Linked DNA regions of Homo sapiens: region 1 is linked to region 2. Evidence: chromatin contacts called from ENCODE Hi-C or POLR2A ChIA-PET data. All regions are on one chromosome and are shown on one strand. Each heading gives the region's core, a stretch centred on a gene start or an enhancer-like site at or near the end of the contact. The rest is flanking DNA. Distances are from core to core; before and after follow the strand shown.

Evidence for each region. A loop is a pair of places that touch in the nucleus more often than their neighbours do. ChIA-PET counts read pairs that join two places held with the same protein, here RNA polymerase II (POLR2A). Pooled maps may share reads with other maps.
Region 1: a loop to region 2 is called in a map of mammary epithelial cell, with 4 times the contacts of the local background. The contact joins two enhancer-like sites. A Hi-C loop is called at or near these places in 1 of 168 maps with a recorded cell type or tissue (mammary epithelial cell) and 9 of 50 pooled maps. POLR2A ChIA-PET finds 5 or more read pairs at or near these places in 8 of 52 experiments (AG04450, BJ, H1 and 5 more).

What each region holds. Positions count from the first base shown.
Region 1 is chr5:96,064,183-96,071,898 of GRCh38, reverse strand. The region is part of intron 1 of LOC101929710 (a long non-coding RNA gene); the gene reads right to left. The region is part of intron 1 of LOC105379096 (a long non-coding RNA gene); the gene reads left to right. It also overlaps a transcript of CAST not described here. Among named protein-coding and RNA genes, the nearest start is that of MIR583, 11 kb to the left of the region's middle. RefSeq lists an enhancer at 5,541-6,443. Within about 2 kb of position 3,763, at least 6 of the 41 ENCODE cell types and tissues checked have a DNase peak (open chromatin) inside an H3K27ac peak, as active enhancers do; they include mammary epithelial cell, where a contact is called at or near this core.
Region 2 is chr5:96,107,769-96,115,171 of GRCh38, reverse strand. The region is part of intron 1 of LOC101929710 (a long non-coding RNA gene); the gene reads right to left. It also overlaps a transcript of CAST not described here. Among named protein-coding and RNA genes, the nearest start is that of MIR583, 32 kb to the right of the region's middle. Within about 2 kb of position 1,456, at least 3 of the 41 ENCODE cell types and tissues checked have a DNase peak (open chromatin) inside an H3K27ac peak, as active enhancers do; they include mammary epithelial cell, where a contact is called at or near this core.

The DNA.
Region 1 (7,716 bases), core at 2,514-5,013, 46 kb after region 2:
CAGCTTCAACTTATGACCAATCATTTCTTCATTTATATCAACTCACTTGCCCCCACTTCCAAATATTTTGAATTAAGTCCCAGTCATAGCACTGCATCAATAAATATTTCATTATGTATCTCTGAAAGATAATGGCTTTTTAAAACTTTTTTTAAAAAAACTAGCAGATAAGGAAAAAGGATAGATACAAAAGTAAGGAAGGACCATAATCCGGGGAGTAAAACAGCATCCCAAGTGAGAGGAAAAACCAGAAAGGTGAGAGACAAGCAAAGAAAAGTAGGTCTAGGCTGGCCAGGAAAGTCTCCAAAGATTAAGAACAATAGGCCTGGTGCCAGGAAAACTTTGGGTACAGGTGAGGGCTGGTCCATGAAGTATTGGTAGGACTTTGGGGAAAATGACAGTGCCATTGGTGGGTAGGAAGGATGCCTAGGAATAGGGATGGAAAAAAGGGAAGCAGAGAAACTGGTTCATGCCTGGGGACTGATATACGAGTGCTAGACAAGTGATTCTACAATCAGAAAAATACCAAAGAGAACTGAAAGGGACTGGAGACAGAGAGATGGTAATGGTGGTAGTAGCTGGGGGAATGGTGTGTCTGGGAAAGCATAGAGCTGGGACCTGAGACTCAAATGGGGTGCTGGTTTGGGGAAGGGTTGTTAGGAAATATAGGGTGAAGTGGGCTTGAGAAGGGACACTGCGGGGACTGAGGGAAGGGTGGGTACAAAAGGATGAATGTTGTATATTGGTGAGGGCTGAGGAGAGGCCCACAGCATGTGACTGTCTACCCTAAATGGGTCGTGATCTTGGCCTAAGGCAAAGCACCTCTGCATACCACCAATGACCTCCTGCCTGGGGAATCCAGTGCCCTTTAGTCCTCACTCTACTCATCTCTCTGTAACATTTCACTTTCTTGCTCACCACCTTCTTCCTTTGCACTTTTGATTTCCATGACACTGTAGATTTCTCAGTCTTTGGATTCTCCTTATACCTCCCCAACTTGTTCTCCTTAGTCCTTGGGCGAGCATTCCTCCTCTTCCACCTGCCCTTCTGGGGCAGATGTTCCTAGGGTTACATACTTCCTGTTTAGCCTTGTCTATTGCCACATCTATAGGGTGGTTACGAAATTTATATCTCTAGTCCTATCTGCTATTTTAAGCCTAGAACCCAAATTTCTGTCTATTGTACAACTGTCTCCACACTGATGTGCTGCAGATATCTTCAATTCAACGTATTCAAAAACAAAAACTCAATTTTGTCTTTCTGTCCCACAGATCTAGTCCTCCCATTTTCCTTGCCTTGGTCACAACATCGCCAATCACCCAGCTGCTAAATGAGAAAACTTGGAATCAGTTTTGATTCCTCCCTCTTCTTCACTCACTAACGTAGGCATGTTTGTGGCCACCCAGCATCTTGTGAACGTGCATTCTGTGTTTGAAGAATTTCTCATACTGTGAATCCTGTCCCTTCAATATGTGGGTACTATAGCCTACCCAAATTAATACATAAAATCAGTCATCACAGATAGTGACTCTGACAAAGGAAAATAATATGGGCCCTTGTCCTTGATTAATAAATGTCTAGTTAGGAAGATGCTTACATAAATAAACAACTATAAATCAAGTTATGAGCCTTGTGGTAGGTTCCATAGCAGTTATAAACAAAGGGCTTTGGAAATGGAGAGGAAGGAATAATTACTTGACTAGGGATAGTGAGATTAATATTTAAATCATGAAACTTTAAGTGAAGTATATTACCCTCATAATGTTGTTGGGCCTCATCCAATCATTTGAGGGCTTTAATAGAATAAAGGCTGAGAATAAAGGCTGACCTTCCCTAAGGAAGAGAGAATTATGTCTCCAGACTGTCTTCAGACTTAAGCTTCAACCTCAACACTTCCCTGGTTTATTTTTGTAGAGACAGGGTCTTGCTTTGTTGGCCAAGCTAGTCTCAAACTCCTGGCTTCAAGCGATCCTCTCACATCGCCCACCCAAAGTGCTGAGATTACAGGTGTGAACCATCATGCCTGGCTTGCATAATTTGGATTTGCCAATCTCCGCATCTACATGAGCCAAATCCTTAAAACAAATCAAGATAGATAGGCTGGGTGTGGTGGCTCATGCCTGTAATCCCAGCGCATTGGGAAGTGAAGGCAGGAGGATTGCTTTAGGCCTGGAGTTCAAGACCAGCCTAGGCAACACAGCAAGACCTCCCTCTCTACAAAAAAAAAAAAAAAAAAAAAAAAAGTTTAATTACCCAGATGTAGTGGCACACACCTGTAGGGCTAGTTATTCTGAAGGCTGAGATGGAAGGACCACTTGAGCCCAGGAGTGAAGGCTACCGTGAGCTACGATTGCACCACTGCACTCCAGCCTGGGTGACAGAGCAAGACCCTGTCTCTTAAAATTTTTTAATTAAAAAAAGATAGATGGATAGATAGATACACACACACTATTGGGGCATGTGCATGTATGCACATACACACACACATAGACACACACACACACACACACACATAGACACACACACACACACACACACACACATACATACACACATGCTTTCCAGTCTCCACAATCACATAAGCCAGTTTCTTAAAATAAATCTTAAATTCTTAAAATACACATATATTTGTGTATATATGTGTAATATAAACATATTTTATATACATACACACATATATATGTATATATACACACCTGTCTTCCCATGTGTATGTATACATATATACATACACCAATGTATACATATATACATACAGCTCTTGGTTTACATGTATACATACATGAAGACGGAATCAACAGGATGTGTGTGTATGTGTATACATATATATACACATCTGTATATACACATACACACACATACACACATATACATCTGGTTATACACATGCACATATATACATATATACATCCGTATATACACATACATACACGCATACATCCTGTCGATTTTGTCTTCATGTATGTATACATGTAAACCAAGAGCCATATGTAAAAATGTATACATTGGTGTATGTATATATGTATATATACACACAGGAAGACAGGTGTGTGTATATATATACATATGTGTGTGTGTATATATAAAATATATTTTATACATATACACACATGTGTATATATTTAAGTTAAATATATGCATATATGTATTTACATACACATTTACTATGCATATGTATATAAATATGTAAATTAATATACATATATGTTTAATTATATATACATGAACAATTAAAAATTAACTGGGCATGTGCATACATACACATATTATACACACACACACACACACACACACACACACACACATAATCCTATTGGTTCTGTTTCTCTGAAGAACCCTGACTAATACAGGGTTCCTTACTAGTCCAGTGGGTGGGTTCCCATATCAGATGTTTAGTAACTGCTCCATGAATGGATGGAGCTGGAAGGGAATATGGAGCAGGAGAAGTTGAAAAATGTGAGGCAGTAGGGCACAGGGACCAGGAGTCAGGGTAAAGTTCTAGCGGGGTGGAGCATGATTCTCAAGGTGAGACTTCAAGAATCCTGCTTCTTATTCCGTTTTCCTAGACAAGACCCAAGACAGACACTGTTCATTCAGTAATAGAGATAATATATAAGGCCAGAGGTTCTTTTGGCTAGATCTCTAAGAGACCAGGGTTCAGACAGGGTAATGGTGAAGAAATTCCCAAGCAATGAGTCAGGGCCCAGGAAATGCTTCTGCCTGACTAAAATGATGACAGGATCGTTATCAAGATGTGTCTAGATGTGCACGTAAGTTATGAAGCGTAGGCCAGCCATGACCCTCTGTCCTTCCCACCTGTGCCGCCTACATCTTCCCTCACACTCTCTCCCTGACACCTTTATTCCCAGAGATGCTCTTTACCTCTGACTGCCTTTCCCCAGCTAGAGTGGCCTGTCAGCTGCTGTGGGTTCCTGGCATTGCCCAGCCAGGGCTGCATTTAAAAGCCATTTCACTCTCTAGTCTGTGCAAATACAGGAACTGTGTAAGCAAGTTTTTTTTTTTTTTAAGGGAAAACTATAAAATGTGGACAGTAAATTACATTGCTGTTTTTCCCCTCCCAGTGCAAAATGGCAGGCTGTTAAGTGGTTTGGAGCTAAGTCAGTGTTTCAGATTAAAGGGAGTCAAATCTAAACCTCACATTACTTCAAGAGCATGAAAAAGATATAGCCTTAAATAGTCCCTATAACTGACAGAGGGAAAGGAGGCTGATTGTCAGTTATTACTGCTAATTTTGTATTTGCAGATAGGTGGAAGGTCTCTGGATCTTTTTAAGCACAGGTATGCCCATTTTAAACTAGGCCAATTTAGGAAAACCTAGTCTAGCAAATCAGAAAGTTTAGCAAGTGATTCTTCACATTTCAAAGAATTCTTCACTTCGAAAGCAATTAAGACCATCTCTATGATTAGTAATGGTTTAAAAGTCTGCCACAAATGTATTCCTAATGATCCATCAGAAAAGTATTTCCCTTACTGAAGGGCCCTGGTAATTATTTAGAGACTATAATGAGCCATATCCACATTGCATTATTTAAAACATGTATTTACTGGAAGACTATATTTGACAAAGGATTTCCTACACCTATAAAATTGGCCCCACTGTCAGATTAAATTGTAAAAGGAAAATAAAAAGAAAATACAGAATATAACCTTAAGCACAAGATTGCTTGAAATTCAAATATAATACCCCTATTACCTATTTTTACATGGCATTAACTTTAAACAAAGGATTGAGTACCTGACATTATAGGAACCTGAATATAAATTTGTTTATCCCACAGATGTAGTTTTATTGCTTACTATATGTAAAGCACTGTGTTATCCCCTAAAGTAGATAGAAAATGAAGGTGATGCTTTCCCTCCAAGAAAACTGGAGAAATAAGGCATAAATATGAATCACTTAAGAAATAACAGGGCTGGGTGCAGTGACTTAACACCTGTAATTCCAGCACTTTGGGAGGCTGAGGCTGGAGGATCAACTGAAGCCAGGAGTTTGGGACCAGCCTGGGCAACATACTAAGACCCCATCTCTACAAAAAAAAAAATTTTGTTAACTTGCCAGGCATGGTGGTGCATGCCTGTAGTCCTAGCTACTAGGGAGACTGAGGGGGGAGAATTGCTTGAGCCCAGGAGTTCAAGCTTGCAGTAAGGTATGATCACACCACTGTACTCCAGCCTAGGCAATAGAGTTAGATCTTGTCTCTAAAAAAATTTTAATTTTTAAAAATTTAAAAAAACAAATAAGATCAGAAATTATATAATTAAGTGCCACATTGAAAGTCAGACGGTAACTACAACAGGAAAGGGAAAACTTATATGGGCTGAAGTAGTAAGAGATATGAAACCTGATCTAGCTGAGAAACAGATGAGAGGAAGACAGGCAAGAATTTGCCCTGAAACTGGCTCAAAACAAGCTAGAGAAAGGACTTAAAAATGGAAAGAAATAGGCAGAAAGTGCAGAGGTATTAAAAAAGAAAAAAAAAAAAGGTTGTTAGAGAAATCATTATCAAATAGCAAGCAGTGGGAATGAATGGAACAGTACAGAGACAATGGGGAAAAGAGAGTCAGAAATCATAAGAGATAAGAGATCAAACCCTGTCATAGCAAAAGGGATACAGGCTGTCTATCAAAGCCCTATTGTTCAGGCTGACCCTGTCAGCAAGATTCACACTAAAAGGGTATACTACAACTTTTCAGTCTCCAAAGTACTGGCTTGCAAGTGACACTTAAACCTCTTTTAATGATAGACCTAGTTTGAAACTCACAGAACAGTTTTTCATCTTCTCTCTTCATTAACCTGCCTGCACTAGCAGTTTTCTGTCATAAAATGCTTAACAAAGCTTTAACAGGAATGGGAGTGTTCTAGTCTGTTCTCTTCCTCATTACACTCTTAGGAGGTGCTCTCTCTGCCCCTGTAATATATTTCCTTAATACAGTTCCTGACTCCACTGAACTCCCCTTCAATTGTTGGAAACTTTGTTCATGATCATACCAGGGACAATATGTGCTCTTTCATAGTCATAGTAAGGTGACAAGCTTTGAAAAGGATCTGTGGGTTAATTGCCCTAGAATTAAACCTTTAAGGCCCACAGCAGGGGCAGAGCTAAGAGTCATCTCAGCACAAAGAGAATTCACTCTCTGGCAACAGGCTGAGGGGCTAAACCAGGGTTTAAAAGATCCATGCCTACAGGGTGGAGGACAACCCACTTTGTATACCAAATATGCTATTTCTATTTCTAGATTGTGGTGTCTTTTAGTTGCACAGTGCTTTACAACTTTAAAAAAATCCTATCACTTACCTTATCTCATGTTCTAAATGCTTTAAAATAAAAGATGCTTCAAAACTAGAAAATATTAATTTGCCTTACTGTGTTGTAATATATACACAGTATAGAGAATAAGTTTTAAACATACAGCTCAATTAATTTCTACATATATACATATAAATACACACACACACACACACACACACACACACAGATCATTAACCACCATAGGATATAAAGAATTTCCAGGACCCCAAAAGGCTCTCTTGAGTACCTCCCCCAGTAATTTTTTTCCTCACAACATTAAAGCTTTTTAAAATAAAAATTTAAAAATTGTTAATCCAAACATTTCACTGATGTTTAAGGAAGCTGATTTGACTCATTAATATACTTTCAAAGTTTTAAGAAATAATGATAAAAAAAAAAGCCAAAGACTTATATATGTTAATAGTTTCCACCAAAAAGAAATGTACTATCCCTCTCACTAAACCCTAACCTTTTGAACTGACTCATCAGGGACTTTTTAACAATACTAGGAACTATTGGTAACAGGAATAACAAGTACCAGAAGGCAACAGTTAGCTTTTAAAATGTTTAATCCAGAAATATACCCAAATACATAGCCATTACCAACATGTGAAGTCAGCGGAAAGAGGATAAAAGGAGCTAAGCAAGGGGACATCTGGCCTGGCTTTTTTGTGAAGTCTTCTGTTAATTTTTATGCTGGTTTAACTAACGCACATAGCATAGAAATAATATAGTAGCATAAATGTTACCAAGGGCAAGAATCAGAAACAAAAAACAATTCCCAGAAAAGGGAATTTCATACCTTTCTACGAAAGACTAGGTTATTTCAGGCAACTATGGGCTTATAACTATTTAAATAGTTAAACAGGTGGCTTTCTTCTCCTGTAGGCCACAGGCACAAACTACAATGAATATCACTTGTGAAAATCAGGCACAAGTGAATGAAGAAAAGTTTCATAACTGGACAGACAGCACCAAGAGACTTTACCACAATAACTATCCTCATGGTCAGGGTTTAGGCACATTCTGTAATTAATAAAGATTGATGTCTTTAAATTTAATTATCAATTTAAATGAAAGTACAAAAATGAAATCTTTATGAGGGCTGCAATTACATACTTTTGCCTATCATTCAACAGCTGTCTGCAGTACTCTAATGCCAACTTTATTTGTAACAGAATATTATATAATCAAAGTTAGCTTTGTGCAAAAACAATTTAGATTAAGTCTGGAAACTCTAGGTTTATGAGAGTCTCTAACTTTCTCCACTCCCTGAAATAATCTCTATTCAACCTTCACTCTTATAGAGGGTAAGAAGAGGTAAGAGAACCAAGCATGGCTTTTAACTATCACCTGGTCAATAGCATCAAGAAATACTGGAGTCAAAGCAGAAAAAAAACTACTG
Region 2 (7,403 bases), core at 207-2,706:
AGGACTTACAAAGAGCAACTAAGTTTTGGAGGAAAAACGGGAGTTCTTCAGACAAGAAAGAATGCAAGCAATAGTTATGATCATGTACTAAATATCTGTTAAATGCTATACACTCTGCTATCTATATATTTTACATGGGCCATTTCTCTTGTAATTGTTGCGATAACCCCATGAGACAGATACTACAGAACCCATTTTACATATGAGCAAACTGAGTGTAACACATTGTGAGTCACTTGCTTGAGGTCACACCACTAGTACATACCTTAAACAAGAATCCAAACTGACTCAGAAACTTGAGCAGAGAAAACAGCATTGCAAAGCATGTGGCTAGTTTTGGGAAACTGGAGAGCTCAATGTGATTAGAACACAGATCAGTCTAGAAAGATGAGGTCTTAGGGGCCCTGCAACCAGTAACTATATCTTAGACAGGCAACTCCATTACGCTTCTCCCAGGCAGAAAGCCTCTTATGGCCTGCTGCTTCAGTGGGTATTATTTAGTAAGCATAGTCTTCCTTCATTAAATCATGAAATCAGCAGTAGAGGTTTCTTAACATGTGGTTCAATGATCATATGTGTCAGAAGCCCTGGAAAATTTGTTAGAAATACAGATTTTCAAGGTACCACACAAGTCTATAGAATCAGAACCTCTTTGACCCGTAAACACTCCTTTTTAGTAACCTTTTCACGAGTTTCCTATATTCACCAAAGTTTGAGAGCCTCAGTGGTGGCAGATTTACTCAGAACTCTTCCTCTCTGGGCTCCAAGAGCTGAGCTCTCAAACTTCAATGTACATACAAATCCCCTGGGAATCCTTTTAAGAATCAGATTCTGATTCAGTGGGTTGGAGGGATAAGAGGACTGAATTCTGCCAGGTGTTGTAGACATTGCTGGTCCACAGACCACTCTAGGGGTCACAGGGTTGTAGAATATCCCACCCAGATTTCTTCTCTGCTTCTACTATCTCTCCTGCTCTTGTTTGTCTCCAGAATACTTTTCCTTGCCCAGGTTTAGTGCACCTTAAAACAACCTTCTATTTACTTACTGCCTAAAAATGTTTTACCTTTGCTGAGAGAAGATGATCAAACTGTTTTTATTTTCATACACTTATTGTTGAAAAATGGTACTTTAAAAAACATGTTTCTTGGCTCTCTGAAATTCTAGAAGAGCCTAAGAGGTCAGGCTAGTAGTATAAAAAATAGAGGGACTGATGATGACAAAAGTGTGAAAAATGAACTTTCTTTTGTGATATAATGCACATAGTCATCTGGATCAATTAACATTTTCTTCAACACACTCTTTTAAATAACATAACGAAACTAACAGCCCTGCCATCTCTGGAGTCATCAAGGATTGACTAAGGAGGAGTCTTAGTCAGAATAAATCTCCTTATTTAGAACTTAAAAACCTGAGCTCTCTGGTCTCCTGTGCAGACATGCTCTGGAAGCCTCTCCTTACTGGCACTCCTGCAAGGAAAGAGCTGTGTACAACCAGCTGCCAAGGCTTCAGCTCCCTGGCACCAGGCAATGGCAAAAGCCACTCCAGCTGAAAGGCGTCTTTTGCCCTCTGGGTGAGAATGGCTGCTTTAGAAAATGGCCTTAAGTTCCTAATGGCACTAAGTTCCTAAAACTTTCTTTTTTCTCTGAGCTATCATATTTTCAAAGCATTAATCCTTGCAAAGGTGCAAGACTCCCACTTTATATTTTGCAGTGCATTTCCTAATGTGTGTCTACTAACCTGGACTCATTCCTGGCTTTGCAATTCAGTTACTTTATCTTGTGGTTCAAACACTTCTGTTTGTTGTTCCCACTTAATTCAGATAAATTAAATAGGCACTTTCAGGAAGGGGTTGGATTACCCACTCTCTATAAAATAGACAGGCCTGCATGCCAAGGATTACCTAGAGACAATTTATTTGATTTGGTGCATTTTAGGTGAAGGACATAATTTGGTCTCAAATTCCACATCTTTGCCCTGAAGTCTTAGTTCTAAGACTAAAAGAAACCACCAATCCAATTTCTAGCCTGCTGTTAAGAAGCATGCTGTCAATGTAGAGATAAATCAATACTTTGAAACAAAACTTAAGACTTTCTTTGGTACTTAATAAGCCCTTCTAGATGGGATCAACCATCTATGGGAGAAACCAAGGAGGATTCTAAACAAATTTGGGAAATACAGATGGTCCCTGACATAATTTTTTAACTTGACTATGGTGCACAAGTGATGTGCATTCAATAGAAAGAGATATGATATTATCTCTCTCCATCTCCCGCCATGCTGGACAGCAGCAATGAACCACAGTTCCCAGTCAGCCGCATGATCATGAGGGTAAACAACCTACACTCTACATTGTACTATGTTGTCACATGATTTTGTCCAGTTGTTGGCTAACATAAATGTTCTGAGCACATTTCAGCTCATCATAGCTAGGCTAAGCTATGCTATTTGGTAGCTGAGGTGTATTAAATGCATTTTCCATTTATACAATATTTTCAACTTAACAATGGGTTTATCAGGATGTAACCCATTTGTAAGTGAAGGAACATCTCTAAATATAGTTCAATTTTCTCTCGTTTCTGCTTCCCTCTTCATGACTTACCCCAGTTATTCATTTAATATTTTTTCTTTAATAGCAACTATGTATTATACACAGTTAGGATATATATATGTAACTTTAAATAAGTCAAATACAGTCCCTGCTCTCACAAAATTTATCCTCCTAGTGGAGGATATGGGAGTAAGCAATCACAATATAATAGGTTCCATTTTTTATTTACAGTAATTGCCAACCAATCTTTGCCATGATTTGATGTTTACTTTCACTCAGTAGGTTCCAGTTTACAAGGCTGGTTATTACTTCCCAGGCAGGATCACTATGCCTGCAATTTGTATAGCTGCTAGGGGACAAAATGGAGTCCTGAATTAGGTAATATATTCCCACTGGCTTTCCCCAGACACACCTCTCAGAATATTAATAATTGAGAATATATTAACATATTATTATTGATTGAATATTAATAATTGAGAATTGGTAATTTAGAATATAATTATTAATAACTGAGAATATATTAATAATTGAGTCCATTTTTCTTATTGTATAAAAGAAGCTTTTATTAAACTAATAATATAAATAGAAAACTACTCATTAACATTTCTAATTATAAAAAACTATATAAAATATATATAGTTTTAAAACTACATAAAATAAAGTTTAAAAAAATGCACAGCTGGGTACAGTGGCTCATGCTTGTAACCCCAGCATTTTGGGAGGCCAAAGTGGAAGGACTGCTTGAGGTCAGGAGTTTGAGACCAACCTGGGAAACATAGCAAGACAAATTTATTTACTTACAAAAATAAATAAATAAAGCAAATCCATACAAATAAATTGGTGCCCTCCAACATATAACCTTGACTCCCATCAGTACTTGCTGAATGTAGCTTTGCTTCTTAGGTACTGTGATGTTGTGATATAATAATAAATAAATATTTGGTCTTTGTCCCCAGTTCCTGGCACAAAGCTTCTAAAACACTAGCAACTTCCTGAGTAATAGAAGTGAAAGCAGCATCTTTCATTGTTCATAATAAGCCACTTCCAACCACACCTGAGTTTATGCTAATGAGGTGAGTCTTGAAGGATGGAGGCTGGTTACCAGAGGAACCAACTGTGTGTTTAGAGGATTGAAACCTTCAGCCCCATCTGGGGAGGGAAGAGGAGCTGGAGATTGAGCTAATCACCAAAGGCCAATGATTTAATCAATCATGCCTACATAATAGAGCCTTCATAAAACCCCTAAGCAAAGGTATTGGGAAAGTGTCCAGGTTGGTGAATGTGTCCACTTGCCAGGAAGGTGATGCATCCAAAATTCCACGGATACAGAAGTTCCTGTACCTAGGACCATTGGCTGGACTTTGTCCTATGAACCTATTCATCTGACTGTCATACTGTTCATTTGTATCCTTTAGAATATCCTTTATAATAAACCAGTAATACGAAGTGTTCCTCTGAGTTCTGTGAGTGGTTATAGCAAATTATCAGACTTGAGGAGGGGTCCACGTAGCCAGGTCAGAAGTATAGGTAACCTGGGGACTCACTACTTGTGATTGGCATCAGAAGTGGGGAGCAGTCTTGTGGGACTGAACCCTTAACCTGTAGGGTCTGCACTCACCTTGGGTGTCAGAATTAAATTGAATTGTTGATCCCCAGTTGGTCTCTGAAGAGAACTCGAGAATTTCTTGGTCTAGAAAATCCATATACTTGGTGTCAGAAATGTTGTGAGCAGAGAAACTGTTTCCCATTAGGCCCAAACAAAATTTCTCCCTGACTTGATTTTTTAGAATTGAAAACATTTAGCTATACTCATCTGATTGTGCTCTGGAGCTGCTAAGTGAAAGCTGACCTCTTTGACCTGCTTACTGAGATTAGACATCTCCAAGTTTGTAACCATCTCCTTCCCTAATCACCTAGGCAGGCCTCATTTTCCCCATTCTGTAATTGTATGGTTAATTTTACTAACCTTCCCACCTGGAGAATGCTCCTTCCTCACAGTTGCCCTCTCTTTCCTGATTCCTTGTACCTCAGCCAGAGTAAAAAGAACAGGAGACTGAAGTTATATAAATGTGAGGAAATCATCCAGTGATAATCTCTTCAAAGCAGTAAAAACTATGACCCTTGACAACCCCTCCAGCTAATTCACTCTGAGCCTTTTTCTGAATGGCCCATTTGTTTGAGAGGTAATTTATATATAATGGTAAGATTACTGTAACCATGATTTGTATATTCAGATCTTACTTTATCAGAGGATTATCTTTATTGATTGATTTTGAAACTATATTTCTTCTCAGAAGAAATTGAGATAACTTGAACAAAAAGCCACACATACAATTAAACTGTAAGATCAAGAAAAGCACACGGGTAAATAAAACAAGAGAAAAAACCTGATGATAAAACTTCCCAGAACCAGCCACCCCCACTGTAATTTGTGGAAATCTATCCTGATAAACCATCTGCAATCTTGAACAGTATTTATTTGGTGTTGTATGTCACCCCATTCTCTAATGTATGGAGAGTTTTTGGGAACTGGAGATGTATCTTAGTCAACTTTTTTATTCTAGGGGCCTTGGCAAAGTGCTAGACACAGACTGGATTTTCAATAACAGTTTCTTGCATTCACTCCGAATTTCTAAATTTCCACTCGATTTCTTCTAAAAGCGGTGCTTTATTTTTTTTCTTTTTTTTTTATCATTTTTACATGTACTTTAAATATACTAAAATAGAACCATTTTGAAACACAGTTTTATGTGGTTTCTTTCCTATGATATTAAGACGTTAGTTTATAAAGAATTAAGATGTGGTATCTTCCCCAAATAATTTGTATTTTTAAAGCCCAGGGAAAACTACTCTACCGCTTCTGCATCCTCTTTCAATTTGCTGCCCCCTCATCAAATAAATCCTCCACCCACCAGACAACTTTGCCACACAGGTGTGCAGAAGATACAATCTTCAAGCCAGAACACTTCCTTCCCACCTCTCTTGACTCTTCACAGATGGGAACATCACCCCCACTCCTGCTCAGAAATATTAGCAAGTGAAGATCCAACATTTTGAATCCAAAAGATTGCCAAACACTCTTAGAGGACAACTGATCACTGCCAAAAAGCATTTGTAAATTCCACAACAAACAATTTATCTTCGAGTCTCAAAGCCTCATCAACATTTTCTAGTAAGATTCCAGATTACAAAGAAAAAATTGTAATGGCTTTCATTACACAATTTGGTTTTGGAAAATGTAAAATTTATATCAAGGTAAAACTGATTACATTTATTCTTTATTATAATTATTTCCTAATGCAAATATCACTAATAACATCTGTGTTTTTGCCAAGCATGTTTAAAAATGTTATAATTCTGATAGAAAGCATGTTGGGAGGAGCCAAGATGGCCAAATAGGAACAGCTCTGGTCTACAGCTCCCAGTGTGAGCGACACAGAAGACGGGTGATTTCTGCATTTCCATCTGAGGTACCGGGTTCATCTCAATAGGGAGTGCCAGACAGTGGGCGCAGGTCAGTGGGTGCACGCACCGTGCGCAAGCCGAAGCAGGGCGAGGCATTGCCTCACTCAGAAAGCGCAAGGGGTCAGGGAGTTCCCTTTCCTAGTCAAAGAAAGGGGTGACAGACGGCACCTGGAAAATCGGGTCACTCCCACCCAAATACTGCGCTTTTCCGATGGGCTTAAAAAACGGTGCACCAGGAGATTATATCCCGCACATGGCTTGGAGGGTCCTATGCCCACGGAGTCTCGCTGATTGCTAGCACAGGAGTCTGAGATCCAACTGCAAGGTGGCAGCAAGGCTGGGGGAGGGGCGCCTGCCATTGCCCAGGCTTGCTTAGGTAAACAAAGCAGCCGGCAAGCTCCAACTGGGTGGAGCCCACCACAGCTCAAGGAGGCCTGCCTGCCTCTGTAGGCTCCACCTCTGGGGGCAGGGCACAGACAAACAAAAAGACAGCAGTAACCTCTGCAGACTTAAATGTCCCTGTCTGACAGCTTTGAAGAGAGCAGTGGTTCTCCCAGAATGCAGCTGGAGATCTGAGAACAGGCACACTGCCTCCTCAAGTGGGTCCCTGACCCCTGATCCCCGAGCAGCCTAACTGGGAGGCACCCCCCAGCAGGGGCAGACTGACACCTCACACGGCCGGGTACTCCAACAGACTTGCAGCTGAGGGTCCTGTCTGTTAGAAGGAAAACTAACAAACAGAAAGGACATCCACACCAAAAACCCATCTGTACATCACCATCATTAAAGACCAAAAGTAGATAAAACCACAAAGATGGGGAAAAAACAGAGCAGAAAAACTGGAAACTCTAAAAAGCAGAGGGCCTCTCCTCCTCCAAAGGAACGCAGTTCCTCACCAGCAATGGAAAAAAGCTGGACAGAGAATGACTTTGACGAGCTGAGAGAAGAAGGCTTCAGATGATCAAATTACTCCAAGCTACGGGAGGACATTCAAACCAAAGGCAAAGAAGTTGAAAACTTTGAAAAAAATTTAGAAGAATGTATAACTAGAATAACCAATACAGAGAAGTGCTTAAAGGAGCTGATGGAGCTGAAAACCAAGGCTCGAGAACTACGTGAAGAATGCAGAAGCCTCAGGAGCCGATGCGATCAACTGGAAGAAAGGGTATCAGCAATGGAAGATGAAATGAATGAAATGAAGTGAGAAGGGAAGTTTAGAGAAAAAAGAATAAAAAGAAATGAACAAAGCCTCCAAGAAATATGGGACTATGTGAAAAGACCAAATCTACGTCTGATTGGTGTACCTGAAAGTGACAGGGAGAATGGAAACAAGTTGGAAAACACTCTGCAGGATATTATCCAGGAGAACTTCCCCAATCTAACAAGGCAG